2 separate regions of the Homo sapiens genome follow, and region 2 is linked to region 1. A link is a loop called in an ENCODE intact Hi-C map of the cell type or tissue named here. Cell type or tissue: ascending aorta. All regions are shown on one strand. Links, peaks and the distances in the headings refer to the core of each region. The heading gives the core; the rest is flanking DNA.

Evidence for each region. Peaks named below come from ENCODE experiments on the same cell type or tissue, not always from the same donor. Only the 100,000 strongest peaks of a DNase experiment are listed, where the experiment ranks them.
Region 2: it touches region 1 in a loop (4-fold over the local background); 10 of 110 quality-filtered maps call a loop at or near these places.

The regions. Positions count from the first base shown.
Region 1 is chr14:89,239,119-89,247,463 of GRCh38, forward strand. All of the region lies in intron 4 of FOXN3 (forkhead box N3), which reads right to left. Among named protein-coding and RNA genes, the nearest start is that of FOXN3-AS3, 110 kb to the right of the region's middle. In ascending aorta, for the core only: a CTCF peak has its summit at 3,287 (motif pointing right); a DNase peak (open chromatin) is centred at 3,943; H3K4me3 peaks cover 1,499 bases; H3K27ac peaks cover 3,206 bases.
Region 2 is chr14:89,902,865-89,911,209 of GRCh38, forward strand. All of the region lies in intron 5 of EFCAB11 (EF-hand calcium binding domain 11), which reads right to left. Among named protein-coding and RNA genes, the nearest start is that of EFCAB11, 48 kb to the right of the region's middle. RefSeq lists an enhancer at 8,281-8,345. In ascending aorta, for the core only: no CTCF peak of the experiment used is centred there; no DNase peak of the experiment used is centred there; H3K4me3 peaks cover 756 bases; H3K27ac peaks cover 454 bases.

The sequences.
Region 1 (8,345 bases), core at 58-8,057:
CTCAGAGCTTTTTCAGCAAGGAGCAGAGAGTGTTTCCTGTCAAGCCAGCGGAACCACAAGAGCTGAATTGGTATCTCCAAGCAGGCAATTTTCCTAGTTGTAAATAACCAGCAGTTTTGTGGGAATCAATTAGGAGGTTCCCATCTCTTCTTTGGAAGTCTTATTTCAGCCATCCATCTTCCTTTGTTAATTTCGTAAGCGGGGTTTAAGAGATCCAGAGAGAAAGATCTATTTTCTGTCCCTCAGATTTCTTGGAGGGGGGAGGAGCGGTTTTTACATCTTTCCCATTTAGAATTCAAGTAGAGTACTTTCAAGTCACTCTCCCTTTTCAAGGCCAGGAAACTGCATGGGATTTATGTACTATGTCTAGCAACAGAGGTGCAAGGCCTGAAAGAAAATTATAGAGTCACAAGGCAAATGAAATAGACATAGGTGCAAAGAAGCTTTTATTGCAAAGATGCAGATGGCCTGCACACCAAATTGCATCCTTTGGAGCGGGTTCCTGAAGTCAAAGTCCAATATAACATGGTTGCCGCATTAACCAATTGTTCAGTCTTAGCCCATGCCTCTACTGTCAATCGTTTTATTTATGGTGATGATAATAACAGTCATATCAATGATACTAATATTAGAAGCTACCAATTATTGAAAACCAATCATGTGCTAGCTACTTTAAATATATGGTTCTTCTATTGCTCACAACCACCTTGCAACACCAGTCTTATGATCCTATTTTCTAAATGAGGAGACTGAGACCCAGAGAAGGTCACATGACCCATGAATTCTGGAGCCAAGAGGGTCTGCACCCAAGTTTATGTCTGGAAGACCAGTGGTTGTAAAGACAATCTTGTCCCACAAGGCCATGCTCTCCCTCTTGTTCATCCAGCAGTGACTGGTCAAAGCTCCACTCTGTGTGGAGCAGACACATCCCTTTACTAAGTATCAAAAAGATAAGTACAGAATGAGCCTTGCTGAAAACTTGCCATGGCCACACCTCAAAAACATGGAGAAGGGCCTTTTACTGGGTACCCAGACTTCTCGATGGACACACGATGGGTCTCAGCAAACCTCCAATCAGATCACTTTCCCCAGAACTGACCAGCACTTGGATCATTATCTCTTTGGAAAATATGATGTAACAAGAAAAAGCAATTCAATAGGAAAAAAAAAAAATGAGCATGGGGCATGAACAGAAACTACACAGAAAAAGAAATACAAATGGACTTCCTTTCCAGTTAAGGAAATAAATAACAACAGAATATCACTTTTAACCAATAGTGAAGACATGTGTGCAAAGATACATGCAGGAGTATTCACTGCAACACTGTTTGTATAATGCCCACTACCAGTGGTGGCTTGAATACATCTGGTACAACCATACAGTGAAATACTCTGACATCAATAACAAGGATGAATAAATCTGTATGCACTGATACAGAGAAAGCTACATGATAAAAAAAAGTCAGGATAATGCACATGGCCTGTGCCCATCTGTGTAAACATCCACACACATCCAGGGCTGTGTAAAGGCATCAGCTGTCAAATGATACAGAGGAAACTGGTCATCGTGGTTACCTCCGGGGAGGAGGTTAGGAAGCTGTACTTCCTTGACAAGAGAATGCCGTACTTTTCACTATATATCTTTTGGTATAATGTTTTTTATTACTATTTTTTTAAACAACATACTAAAAAGAAAAGGAGAAAGGGCCTGAGTGGAGCAGTAACCTGCCTGGGGTCCCACGAATGGCCCAGGGGTAGGGCCGGGCCTGGCTCCCAGGACTCCCAGCCCAGGGTTCTTTCCACTGCAGCAGCATGTGTATAGACAGTTTGATTTTATTCCCTCTACGCCTCACTCAATACTTGCCACCCACAATAATCACTCTTGGAAAAACTGCACCCACTTCCCAGTGATTTTATTAGTTAGCAGTGACTCTGACAAGCCTCCATTTTCCAATTAGCGCTACCCCCCATATCACTGACACTGGCATCCTCTGAGTGACATGTAGTGGCTGAGCCAGACACTCCCTAACCAAAGTGACACAACGGCATTGCTCTTCGATGGCCTATGGCTCCAAGTGCAACCCAAACGTTTAGACCGATTTTAGATTTCTGTATAGATAGCTCATGCCAAGCTTAAGTTCACACGAATGTTCACAAATATTACTTGGCCTGTAAATTATTCCCAGCAAATTTTCCATTTCAGGCCAACTTCTACTCAGCCACTTCCCTATTAACTATCTACTGCTCTCTGTGCATGCTCATGAGGTGGCCACCGTGAGCTTGTGAAAATTCAACCCAAAGCCACCATGGTGGCTGAATGAGACAGACACACGTGGGTTCTGCATTTTGGGCTCAGCCAGCATCAGTGACCCAGCTTCCTCCTTTCTGGCTGTGTGACATCAGGTGATACACTTACCTTCCAATCTCAGTTTCCTCCTATGTAAAGCGGAGTGCCTCAGGAAAGAACCAGAAAGCCTGCTGGTTCTGTGGAAACAGTAACTGGAGTTGTTCATACCAATGATTCCTTTTCTCCCACTAGGCAACAGACAGTTGATTATAAATAGTTTTTTGGGATTCTCTTCAGAATCCCACGCTCCTGCCCTCAGTGTCAAGGCTCTGGGATACAGCACGTGGAACCCTGGAGAAGCATGAGAAGTTGCCACTGGAGGCTAGATAAGAATCTGGAGTCTCTGTCTCTCTCAAGAAAACAGAAAATGGGGCTCTGTTTGGGGTGTCTATCCCACTCGCAATGGGGGGCCTCTTCCCCTCGGAGCTCTGCCTCTCCCCACCCATGGAGAAAGCCCCTGGCTACCACGTTTTTTCTCCATGCTGCTGCTCCCCCGGACAAGGCGTCAGGACCAGGTAGGTCACATGCTTTCAGTGACTCCATTCACAGAACTTCTGTTGCTCCTGGGAAGTGGGCACTGGAACTGAAAGACAGCCAGGCCACCTGAGCTATTCTCTTCCATGGAGGATATTTGGCTTGAATGCCACAAGGTGACCACTGATCATCCTGCACATGGCATTAGAGAAAACAAAGAGAACACAGAAAGTGACAGAGAGAAGGTACGAGTGGTGCCCGCGTTCCTGGCAGCCTTCCAGGTTCCAGTCTTGATGACCGCCAGCTATTATACATGCTTGGCCTTGGGGTCCTGAGAGACCCACAGTACTTCCTCCAATAGATTCCCTGCCCTCATATATATATATATGCATTTCTTCCTAAACTTGTTGCTTTCTGTTACTTGCAACCAAAAGAAGCCTAAAATATTCTGATTCCTATCTGTATAAATCTCCATCAGTATTTGAGAATGGCCTGAAGGTGGCACTTTCCATTCTGAGACAAAGAATTACTATAAAAATGCTGAATTTGTGGCATTACCTTTATTTTGCCTGATTGCATTACTCAAACAGAAAGAGCTATGAATAATAATAATAATAACGATACCACTAAAGTAAAATATTTGACACTCACAAGATTAAAAGCTGAATACAGTAATCTTCTCATAATCATCACGGGATATGCAGCACTTAATCAACAATTACACTGGGAAAATGCCCGCGACTTAATGCTTAAGTACCGGGAAAAGGCAAAGGAGAAAAGTAGGAAATCAATGCAAGGGGAGCAAGAAGTGTATCCAATCTAAATACTGCATGTATTATGATAACAGAGTTCTACATTTTCCTATCAAGGCTATGCAGAAAAATAATAAAAACAATCCAAGAATACACACCCCAAACCAAAACACTCTCGTGAAAGAGCTATTTTTAAAAATCACTTAGAATATTCATCTGATGGTGACACAGTCCATTAATCGGGGTGCTTATTTTTTCTTAACAGCTTTATTAAGGTGTAATTTACACATTCTTTATGCCCAAGTTTCTTCCCCGAGTCCTGCCCCCTGATGGGAGACGGAAGTGGAATGGCCCATGCAGGAAGCCAGAGCCTGGTGGAATAAGAGGCAGCAGTGTGGCCGACGCAGGGAGGAGAGAAGACAGACCCTCCCTCCCAGGAGGGGGCTCCTATCCCCAAAGGGCCTGCCAAGTGATTGTTAGGAAGTAGGTAGGTATATTCATATCTAGAACATGTAAATTTTTTTAAAAAAAGCAAAGCCTACTTGCCAGATCAAAATATTTCATGACCCAGAGCAAGTAACTCAGCAACCTTGGGAAATAAGCAAGCATTTACAACAGCCCACAATCTCTTTTGGCTGTCAGATCTTTACAACATGAGTTTTATTTTTAATGTTCTTTTTAAAGAGCTAATTCTTCATTCAGGATGCGCCTGCCCGATGCAAGCAGCACAAACACCCGCATTGTATTATAAATAGCCTCTTTTAAGGAGGGCTGGGTGGATAGCAACATTTTTTAACCTAGATACAGTTGTGACAACCCGTGACCTCCACACATCAGCCTTATTGTGTTATTTTATGAAGAATGTATCCTTGATGACTGCAATGATAGCCAATGAGGCCACAGTATGACTTCATGAACACATAATAATGCTGCCCTTTCATTTTCTGAGAGGGTTTATCTTCCTTCTGCTACAGGTAAATACAGTAAATTTGACATCATGGAATACAATTGAAGTAGCAAATGATCAATGTCAACCACAATAACAGTGCTTCAAAAAATTACCTCAACAATCCTATTTTCACCATTTTCCACAACCTATGGAAGTGAGGGAGTGGCATGAATGGGCACCTGGTAACTGAGAGGGAAGAATCTAAACATAGCTGCGTCTGCATCGCGCCCGCCAATGAAACCACATAAGCCCTCCCTCCGGGATGCATCAGTTCACATAAGGGCTCCCCTAAGCTCCAACTCGCAGGAGAATGAAAACAATAGAAAGCTATCTTCAGCCCTGGCTCCACAAGAAAAGCTCATTGCACTGATGCTAAGGTGGCTTTGCAGAGGAAACAGCTACAGACAAACCAACCCCCAAACCCAACTCTTAGTCAACTAGTCAAGATAGGCATTCAATCTTAATACTAGAGATCTGGGAATCCTCTTTACACAGAACTGAGGTGAAATCACCCCTGAGAAAACCAAGCAAAATGAAATCAAGTCCCTGCAAAAGACAAAATATTTCCTTAGACATACATACATGATATTGGTAACGGCCTTCCCTGCCTTTAAATTTGACCTTATAATACAAATGCAACCTCAGGCAAGTTCCCAAAATAATGCAGGAACCTTCAAATATTTCCCCGTCTAAGCCATACCTACAAATGTCATCTATAAGCCCTCCTATTGTATCCTTAGTAAGCAAAGAGACACAGGAATCTGCCTCTGGCCAAATATGCTCAGAGTTCACCTACCAACTGTCATGAAAACCTTGCAAAGTGTGAAGAGTATGAAAAGGCAAAGCTATTAGACTTTTTCTAGGTCTGTTGACTGATTTCCTATAGGTTCTGGGCATATGCTAATATCAAAGCTGAAATACAAAAAGAAATTGGCCCTTCAGGATAAGACCAGTATAAGAATTTCACTTCAAACAAGATGAAAGGAAAACCACTTACCTTGTCTTATAGCTACAAGAATGAAGATTCCCCATACTTAACTTGCTTAAGATTACAGAGAAGAGAAACATACCAAAAGTTAAGATCAGGGAATGTGAAAATCCGGTTACCCTTCAGATACGTACAAAACAGTGTCAGTTTCTGGAGAGAGGCTACAGCACGATGATAAAATGTTCAAGCTAGAGGGCTCCTTAGAAATCATCAAATTTTCTTTTTGCACTGGGCACCTGTGCGTTCATTTCCTTCAACTCATATTAACCAATAACCTACCAGATGCCAAGCACTGTTCGATATGCTGGGGATAGCACAATGAATGAAGAAGAAAGTCCCTGTCCTCAGACCTTCGACTCTAGGGGTGTGGTGGAAGTAACAAAGATACATACTGTCAGGTGGATGGAAGTGCTACAGAAGGCACAGTGGGTGCTGCTGAATGAATTTTATAGATGAGAAAGTGAAGCTTCAAATCACAAAGCTAGTTTGAAGGCAGCAGCAGGACTGCATACATTTTTTTAATGCAGAAAAGGAATGCTAAAACGTGAATAAAAACAAAGGAAAAATCGAGTATGATGAACAGACTTGTATTTTTGGAAACATATGCAAAAGATACGCAGGTGGGTCATTCGGGGCCCTTTCCTCTTTCCATCTTCCTGACGCTCCACGGATCTACTGACCAAGTGGATCATTCTCACCTTTAAATATGACATATCAAAAAAGTGTTTCTGCACACAAAACACCCAAGAGTAAGAAATGTTTCTTTGTTTGAAAATGAGAAACATTTCACTGTCGAGTTCTCATTTCAAAATTCCTTGGCCTTTAGGTGCTTCAAAAAGGCATTGGAGAAAAAAAAAAAAGAAATGGGGGCTTGGTTTCTCCAGTTTTCTTTTCTTTAACTGGGTATTTCTTGTAGGATACTTCTTTCCCCCTCATTTATATCGTTTCTCAGCCTCAGGGTTATAAACCACTTATGAAATAAAGTAAAAGGGGAGCCTGTTCCATCCATCAGGACCAGCATTTGGAAAAGTGGTTGAGTGAGAAAGAAGAAATTTTCAGATAAAAGAGATATAAAAGAATGCTTCAAAATTCACATTTTTCCTTTTTCTCCAAAAAAGTGGAGCTTATTCTATGTGGGCCAAGTGACTTGTTAAACAAACAAACTCCTGAGGACACGCAGCCGGAGAGGCAGCCCCCTGAGATACTCCAAGTAGTGAGATCAGCCCCCCATCCCGCATCTGGCATCCCCCAGACCCCAACCCGCAGCCCTGTGACACTTGCTGGAAAGCCACTTGCTAATCAGAGTGCTGAGAATCATTGCTCACTTTCCTGCAGGCCACGACTTGCCAGCTTGATTTAATAAGTCATCATTTGGTGTGAGGACGGGTGATGGCTTAAGGGTACAGGGTTTTTCCCCCGCACTGGGTGATGAAAATATTCTAAAACTGCTTGTGCTGATGGCTGCACAACTCTGCGAAAAAAAACCGCTGAATTGTACTTTAAATAGGTGAATTGTTTGGTATGTGAATTATATTTCAATAAAACCCATGTTACCTTTAAAAGTTACCATTTTCATCAACCCCAAAATGTCAGTGGCCTTTCTTATTACATCACCCTCACAGTAAAGGGCTAAAGCTGAGAACTGGTGTTTACATTTTAATTGTGTTACATCTTTAAGTTAAAACATATATTTTCCCGGGGCATGATTTCCTCCAGGCCTGGGAAGGTTAAAGGCCATCAGGAAATGCAGCCTAGGGTAGAGACCCCTCACCCTGAAACCATGGTTTTCACAGGCTCCGAGTTCTGAGAGCCACAATGAAGAGTAATTCTACAGAGTGGGCAGAGAATCTCATCTGAGTGCCCGCCCCACCCAGCGCCCACACCTCCTTTCTCATCTTATTTGCAGGATGCGGCTTTTTTTTTTTTTTTTTTGAGACAGTCTCACTCTGTTGCCAGGCTGGAGTTCAGGGGCGTGGTCTCGGCTCACTGCAACCTCTGCCTCCTGGGTTCAAGCAATTCTCTGCCCCAGCCTCCCAAGTAGCTGGGATTACAGGCATCCGCCACCACGCCTGGCTAATTTTTTGTATTTTTTAGTCGAGACGGGGTTTCACCATCTTAGCCAGGCTGGTCTTGAACTCCTGACCTTGTGATCCACCCGCCTCAGCCTCCCAAAGTGCTGGGATTACAAGCGTGAGCCACTGTGCCCAGCCGGATGCGGCTTTATGGCTGAAGAAAAGAGAGCATGACAAGACGGTTAGAAAAGTTCAGATCTGGATTACTAAGAAAATCTAATTAAATGAATAATAACCCCTCCCTCAATTCATCCCTCCAATCTGGGCAACAGGAGAAAGAGACTTCCCTTCCTCCCTTCTCTCCCTCTTTCCTTTCTTTCTTCCATCAAACATTCATCCACCCAATAGTCAGTCTGTTGATCCATCCATCCATCCACCCACCCACCCAATAGTCAGTCTGTCCATCCATCTGAACACCCGTCCGTCCATTCATCCATCCATCCCTCCATCTCATAATTTTTCAAAATTCTCCTGTGCAAAAACAGTGATACAAATAAAATACTTTCTGTAAATTGCAAAGTGTAACACAAAGCTTAAGCATAATTATTGTATAAAACATGACAATTATCCTTTTTCCCTCTCTTCTCCATCCCTAGCTTAAAACCAGTCAAAGGTTATTACATACCCAAGCCTGGGGACTAAGAAAATTTTGACCAATAAAACTGGGTTGCTAGTGGAGCTTTCTGGAACCTGGGAGAGCTATGAAAGGCCAGGGAAGTATTAGTAGATTTTAAACTTAACCTTACTTCTAGGCTCAATTAAA
Region 2 (8,345 bases), core at 216-8,215, 660 kb after region 1:
CCAAATTACCTTGTACTTTTCTAGCAATGATATTAGCTATCTCAATACGTCACAGGTATTCTTGTAGTATAAGAGATAGCAAGAGGTGAAACACAATGTGAACATATTACTGAATAAAATGCTTCTAAAATGTGGTTCCTTCTCTCAGCCAGAAAAAGGAGACACAACACATTAGGTCAGTCATTAGGAGGAAACAGCCCCATGAACAATGCCGCATCTGCGTTACACATGAATCTGGCTCTCCTACATGTCTAGTAGAATTTGAATAACTGTGTTTTACTGAATACACATTTAAAACAGAAAGCTACCCCTTACAAAACAAATTCAAGAAGCGTTCAAACACAATTTTGCTGGCACAGTTTCAGAATCTAATTATAGTGAGATATTTTGTCTCAGATTTAAACCTCCTCATTTTTCAAGCTAACCTGTTGTAACTAATAGGTTTTAAAATAATGAACAACCACAGAACTATAAAAAATATTCCACTTTCATAAAGCCAAAGATCATTCTGTCTGATATGGTTTCATTTTGAAAACTTCACGCATTTGAAAAAAATTATATACTCCAGGAAGAAATGGTCATTTTCAGTGAAAGAAAATGTTACTGGGATACAGCTTTAGCACAAAAGTGAAATATACACTGCTAAGCAAAGGCTGTTTTGCTATTTGACGAATAGAGAACTTGTTTCCTTATAATGGGTAAAAGAGAAGGGGGGGGGCAATTCTGGGTGTTTGCAAATGAAGAACACAAGAATGCAAAGTTTTAAAAATAGATCTGAGAAAATATTAGCACTTTAAATCAATGTTAATTTTGGACTACGTTCAAGAAACTACAAGAGATAAAACAGAACTATGGTATCAGGGCATGTGAATAACCACAATTTATTATCTACCTTTAAGATCACTTCTTAGAAGTGCAGAACTTTGAAATGCATTAAAACTTTGGTTAAAGAAGCATCTCAAACCACATCTATCATATGTACACAATGGAACAAAAACTCAGGCGCTAATGTGGCAAAAGGCATGGCATCAGATGGATTCCTTTTTTTTATATATTTATACCCATATTTTATTAATTCTGTTCCTCTAGAGAACCCTAACACAAACATATCTGTTTTTTTAATTATTATTATACTTTAAGTTCTAGGTATATGTGCACAACATGCAGGTTTGTTACATAGGTATACATGTGCCATGTTGGTTTGCTGCACCCATCAACTCGTCATTTACATTAGGTATTTATCCTAATGCTATCCCTCCCCCAGCACCCTACCCCCTGACCGGCCCTGGTGTGTGATGTTCCCCACCCTCTGTCCATGTGTTCTCATTGTTCAACTCCCATCTATGATTGAGAACATGCAGTGTTTGGTTTTCTGTCCTTGTGAGTTTGCTTAGAATGATGGTTTCCAGCTTCATCCATGTCCCTGCAAAGGACATGAACTCATCCTTTTTTATGGCTGCACAGGATTCCATGGTGTATATGTGCCATATTTTCTTAATCTAGTCTATCATTGATGGACATATGGGTTAGTTCCAAGTCTTTACTATTGTGAATAGTGCCACAATAAACATACGTGTGCATGTGTTTTTATCGTAGAATGATTTATAATCGTTTGGGTATATATCCAGTAATGGGATGGCTGGGTCAAATGGTATTTCTAGTTCTAGATCCTTGAGGAATCGCCACACTGTCTTCCACAATGGTTGAACTAATTTACACTCCCACCAACAGTGTAAAATTGCTCCTATTTCTCCATGTCCTCTCCAGCATCTGTTGTTTCCTGACTTTTTAATGATCGCCATTCTAACTGGAGTGAGATGCTATCTCATGGTGGTTTTGATTTGCATTTCTCTGACGACCAGTGATGATGAGCATTTTTGCATATGTCCGTTGGCTGCATAAATATCTTCTTTTGAGAAGTGTCTGTTCATATCCTTTGCCCACTTTTTGATGGGGTTGTTGTTTTCTTGTAAATTTCTTTAAGTTCTTTGTAGATTCTGGATATTAGCCCTTTGTCAGATGGGTAGATTGCAAAAATTTTCTCCCAGATGGGATCCTTTGTTGGGGGTGGTCACCTAGACCACCCCTCAGGTTTTGAGATTTATTAGTTTTTTCTATGCTCTTTGCTCAAAGTAAGTCACAAGTCAGCTTTGATTTGGGGAGTGAAGAAATAAATTCTTCCTCCTGCTGGGAAGAGAGCCAAGTCACTTTACACAGGTGCATGCACAGGGATGGAAGGAGCTGTGACCATCTCTGCAAACAATCTACCACTGTATCCTATGAGTACATGTGGTCCCTTTCTAGTGAAATGGGTCTGAATAATAAGGCTTGGAGGATTCACAGGAGATCTCTTAAGTCAATGAAGTCAATATGTGAGATATTTACTATAGTTACCATAAAAATTCCTCTCCTTACCCATGCACACGAAGCATGAAGACTTGTACTTTCTAGGTATAGAACAATGTTCCACATGTTAGGGAGAGATCTAGACCCAGTCCTAACCACCACTAAGAGAGAGACAGATCACATTGATGAAGAGTTGTACAGCAATGCTAGTCAGGTGGCACGTGCTTAGTGCAAAATGACAGGTATAGAGCCTACTGTCACAAGCATTGAAAAGAAGGGATACTCACTGAGGAATGAGCTGATCAAAACACATCTTTCAGGAGAGGACCCAGTCTCATGCTGAGGAAGGGACAGGGCTCACGGACCAGGGAACAGGGGAGAGGCCATCTCAAGAGTTATCATTTGCATAAGGGGATGTAGAAAATGCGCACAAAGTATTTAGGTAACTAGTTCATCTGGAGAGAAGTAACAGGAAAAAGAGCCTAAAAGAAGAGGAGGAGTCAGAGAGTAGCCAGCCTTGAGGACCGAGTTATGGAGTTTGGCCTTTAGCCTGTACATTTAGTTGGGAGGCCTAGACACTAAGTGATGAGAAGAGGGCTGACAGCAGAAAGACACTGAATGAGGAAAGGGACTTGGTAATTGAATGGATTTAGAGCAAAGACGGAAAAGGAAAAATCAATGACTGCAAGAATGAAACAGAAAATCATGATATCACTGACGAAACAGAAAGAACAACAAGGGATGAGGATGATGACTTTCACTTTAAATATGGTGAACTCAAGGTGACAACAAGCAATGTGAAACATTTTCAGCTATTTAAAGTGTGGGACTTTGGGAACATTAACCTCTCCAAGCTCAGTTTTCTTATCTGTAAAATAGAAATAGTAATACTGTACATCTCATAAGGTTATCATGAGGATTACATGAAATACTGACAATGCCTGGCACTCATTAGAGCACTAAAATAAATAAATAAATAAATAAATAAATAAATAAATAAATAAATAAATTAAAGGTAACTTTCCCCATCATCATCATCCAGTTTATCATTTGACAAATAGCCCAATAACTCTTTTCTGTCACATCAATTCATGATTACCTGATATATCTGTTAATCAGGTTTGGTTTTGTTTCAATACAACTGAGATAATTTAAAATATCCTATTCTAATGGCAGTCCTTGTAAATTTCCTATAGCATTTGGGTTTGGGCGATTTATAGCTAGAAAATGGCTTCAATTCTATGACAAATTCATTACTGCAACTCATTGAAACTAGTATGTCAGCTGACGCATCTAAATTAGAAGTGAACATTTGATGTCTACGGTTTTTCCTAAGAAATATAACCTAGTAGGTTTTAAAATGTGGTTTTTTACATTGAAAAATTGAAGACAGAAAATTGTGTGTGATTTAATGATAATTTGCAACATGCTAAAAATCCCTTTGAGATGAAAGATTTTGTTTTGTTTTGTTTGGGGAATATGAAAATAAGATTAAAGAGTATAACATTTTATGGTAATGTTGTAGCCAGGAGGGGAACATTAGCAATGGGAAAACTGAGGGAAGGAAAATCCCAAGTCAGTTTGAGAATTTAACATTATTAGTATACTGGACTGTGAAACAAGTATTTATCATGCACATAGTAGGTGCTTAATGAACTTTTGTGAAATAATGTTAAATGAAATTAATGAAACCAAATTATTTTTTCTTCTCTATTTCTTACCATTAGATCACTGTACTATTAATTATAATATTCTTTAAAGAGTGAGTAAACAAAAGGTTTAGAAAGAGAGAATCAAGGTATTTTAAAGCTAGAAGTCCTTCAGAAGTAGAAACTGAAGTCCAGGGAGGTTAACAGACATCAGTTTCCCTACATCAGTTTCCCATGACAGATGCCTACATCAGTTTCCCACGACTATGACATTCAAACTTGGAAGAACTGACCAACAGCCCCTGCACATCCTACCACCCCATGATGGAGAAGAAAGAGTTACAGAGAAACTCAAGCCTGTCAATTCTGTGATTTGTTTGAGGGTCTAACAAAAGGTTGAGATGAGCAGGTGGATTCTGAGAAATGTAGACTTCAATTATTTAAGTCATAAATGTTTCCTATTATGATGATGTTTAAACAGTTCATGACAGTAAAAAATACAGATGTTTTTGGCCATTAACAGAGTCACATTTTACAGTATTGCAGTATGAGGTTTTTGATATTTTTATCAAAAGATTGTATGACCAAATTGCCAGAAATCAGGCATTTTATAAAAAGAATGTACAATTCAGCTAATGTGTTTTCATATATCCCCAACCTTAGGGCTATGAAAAGGGTTATGGTCATAGATTATATAGCTCTATTTTTTACTATGAAAATTTATATGCTGTCTAGATCTTTATTCTATTGAAACTGAACTGGAAAGGCCTTTAAATAAAATGGTTCCTTCAAAATTTACAGACTGTAATAGATCTGATTGATAAAGAGATTCAAAATCCCTTTTTAAGGGTACACCTGTGGGGAGAGAGAAAAAGGAAAGGCAAAGATCCTCCTTTACACGGTGGCTGTATCTATTTGTGTTTCCAATGTGGAGTCAGACTGTCTGGTCCAAGCCAAATTCCAGCAGTTAATGGGATCTTAGCTAAGTCACTCAGCTGCTTTGTACCTGTTGCCTCGTCAGTAAAATGGGAACAATCACAGTAGCCACCTCATGGGGTCGTTGTGCGGATCAAATGAGTTAAGGCAAGTAAAGCATTTAGAACAGGGCTTGGCACACAGTGAGCACTAGATATCAGCTAGCTATTTTTATCACTCCCTCACATCTATTTACTCACTGGAATAGCCCCCCAGCTGGGCAGGATGTGATACCACTGTCATCTCTCAATTATTCACAGTGAAGAGGAGGGGTGGACCTTTCAAGATTAATACCCATTTGTCTGTTGTCAAATATTCCTGAAGTCAAAAACCTTTTATGTTCTCCCACTTTCCCTAGGGTTAAGTCTAGACACCATAATAACAACATGAATAAGCAGTGAGAGCTAGTTATGGGCCAGGCACAGTGTTTGACAGGCATTCGCTCGCTTAATCCTCCAAACAACTCTGGTGTAAGTTCTCTTAATACCTGCAGTTTATAAATGAAGAAACTAAGGCACAGAGAAGTTAAGTAACTTGCCCTGGAAATCCAAACTCCGAAATGCTCCAAAATCCGAAACTTTCTGAGTACCAATATTACACCACGAGTGGAAAATTCCATACATAAGTATTTAAGACAAACTTCTTATGCACAAAACTATGAAAAATATTGTATAAAATTACCTTCAGGCTTTGTGTATAAGGTATATATGAAACTTAAATGAATTTTGTGTTTAGACTTGGGTCCCATTCTTATGTTATCTCATTATGATATGCAAATATTCCAAAATCTGAAAAAATAAAAAAATCTGAAACATTTCTGGTCCCAAGCACTTTGGATAAGAGATACTCAACCTGTAGCTGGTTCTCCTCACCTTACCTCAATCCATCTTATCGAAGGTATTGTTCTATGTAGGTATACAATGGAGATCAATTGTGAAGTATCTAGGATACTCAACTGCAAGTGGGAAAAGAGAGGGATTCCCTCAGCGGCAGGTTTGTTCTAGACTGGCTGAGCAGGAAGAGCCAACGTGTGAATGGCAATGAATTTCAGGGGTCAAAGGAGATCACTGAACTCAGGCTAGATCTAAGCTGGCACCAAAATCCCAGGGGAGCCAAGATAGTAGGCAAAACAACAGACTCTCTGGGCAATGGTAAAGCCTGGATCCAGTTGGTGCTCCAGATGACACATTTAGTGTAGAGTAAGAGCCAGCCCAGAGCTAGGGAAAAGACACAGTCCTGGCCTTTAAGACAGGAAGCTAGAGAAAGGGAGCTGATGTTTGAGATGAACCCTCATGCTAATCAGAAAAATGCATGCTGGGCTGGACAAACACTGTGGAGTTAAAGAGAAGGCTGAGTTGGGAAAACGGTCCCTAGGATCAGCCCAAATAGAGGCTATTCTTGCCACATTTTAATCCATTCTCCACACTACACTAGGAGAGATCATGTAAGTCTGATCACATCGGCTGGGCATGATGACTCACGCCTGTAATCCCAGCACTTTGGGAGGCCAAGGTGGGCGGATCACCTATGGCGAGGAGTTTGAGACCAGCCTGGCCAATGTGGCAAAACCTCGTCTCTACTAAAAATACAAAAAATTAGCTGGGAGTGGTGGCATGCACCTGTAATCACAGCTACTTGGGAGGCTGAGGCAGGGAGAATAGCTTGAAGCCGGGGGGGCGGACGTTGCAGTGAGCTGAGATCGCGCCATTGCACTTCAGCCTGGGCGACAGGGCAAGACTCTGTCTCAAAAAACAAAACAAAACAAAAAATGTCTGATCACCTCACTTCCCTACATTTCGATGGCTTCCCGGTATCTCAGGATAAAGTCTGAACTCTTACAAGACCCTCATCACCTGGCACTGCCTATCTCTCCAGTCTCATCACTCTGCATTCATCTCTCGTTCCACCCACCCACTGAAAAAAATAGGTGTATTTGATAGTAGGCTAACTATGCGTAACAACTCTGTTATTCATGCTCTCCCGCTGACCTCTGCAGATGCACTCTGTCTAGAATATGCCCTCCCTCCTTCCCTGGCTAAGGCGAAGTCAGGCAAATGGAGACCATCCTCCAGGTCTCACGCCGGCTATCACTTCTCTGATGTCAGCCTTGGTGCCCCCTCCCCAGTCTGCAGCAAGCGTTCTTCTTCTCCATAGTACTTTGTAGTCATCTTTCAGGATTAACCATCTTGGATTCTAACCACCTACATCCTCAACTAGACTCTAAGCTCCTAAAGGGCAGAGCAGTTTCTATCTTGTTCATTTTCATACAATCCCAGTATCTGCAATGCAGAAGATTCTAACAAATATGTGTTTCCAAAACAAAGAAAGATATAAGCCTGAGAATAAAAGAGCACAGGGAAAGATCTCTCTTACAGTGATTAGGGGACAAAGAGAAGGCAGGAGTGCATTTTGGCCACGTTAAGTGTGAGGTGAAGGCCACACATACAATCAGGGGTCTTGAGAGGATTTAAAATGTCTAGTGACCGGGTGCAGTGGCTCACGCCTGTAATCCCAGCACTTTGGGAGGCTGAGGCAGGCGGATCACTTAAGGCCAGGAGTTCGAGACCAGCCTGGCCAACATGGTGAAACCCTATCTCTACTAAAAATACAAAAATTTGCTGGGTGTGATGGCGGGCACCTGTAATCCTAGCTACTCGAGAGGTTGAGGCATGAGAATCACTCGAACCAGGAGGCGGAGACTGCAGTGAGCAGAGACTGTGTCACTGCACTCCAGCCTGGGCAACAGAATGAGAATCTGTCTCAAATACATACATACATACATACATACATACATACATACATACATACATACATAAAAATGTCTAGAGAAGGTCTAAGTTTCGTCACTGAATGTTTACTTACAAAAAAATGGGTGTCTTAGGGTACTCATGTCACTTGGAGTGTTGCCAGCTTCACTCGGAAGACAGGAGAGTCGGACGGGTTTTTATATTGTGGGAAGAAGCAGGAAGAATGGCAGAGGAGGGAGAACGAAAAGATTCAGAAAAGTTAAGCTACTTCTATCTCTTTAGAATTAACATGAGCCTAATGATTGGAGGACAGGGTAAAAAAACAAAGAGCTAAATAAAGAGAACTGGAGACAATGTAGTATAATATTCGGATGTACAAAGTACAAACCATAAAGTCTATTTTGTTTTAATAATTAACAAAGGTGCACCTAGTACACACACTATGGATCAGGCTTGGAGAAAACAGACAAATGAATCCAAGACTACTCATTTTGTGAGAGCTTAAAGCAAACAACTTTTAGCAGTATTTTAAAGCAAGCTAGTAAAATAAATAGAAGTGAAGTCCAAGGGATTTAAACATGAAAATTTGGGGAAAAAAGAACTTCGCAAAGCAAAACAGACAAAATAC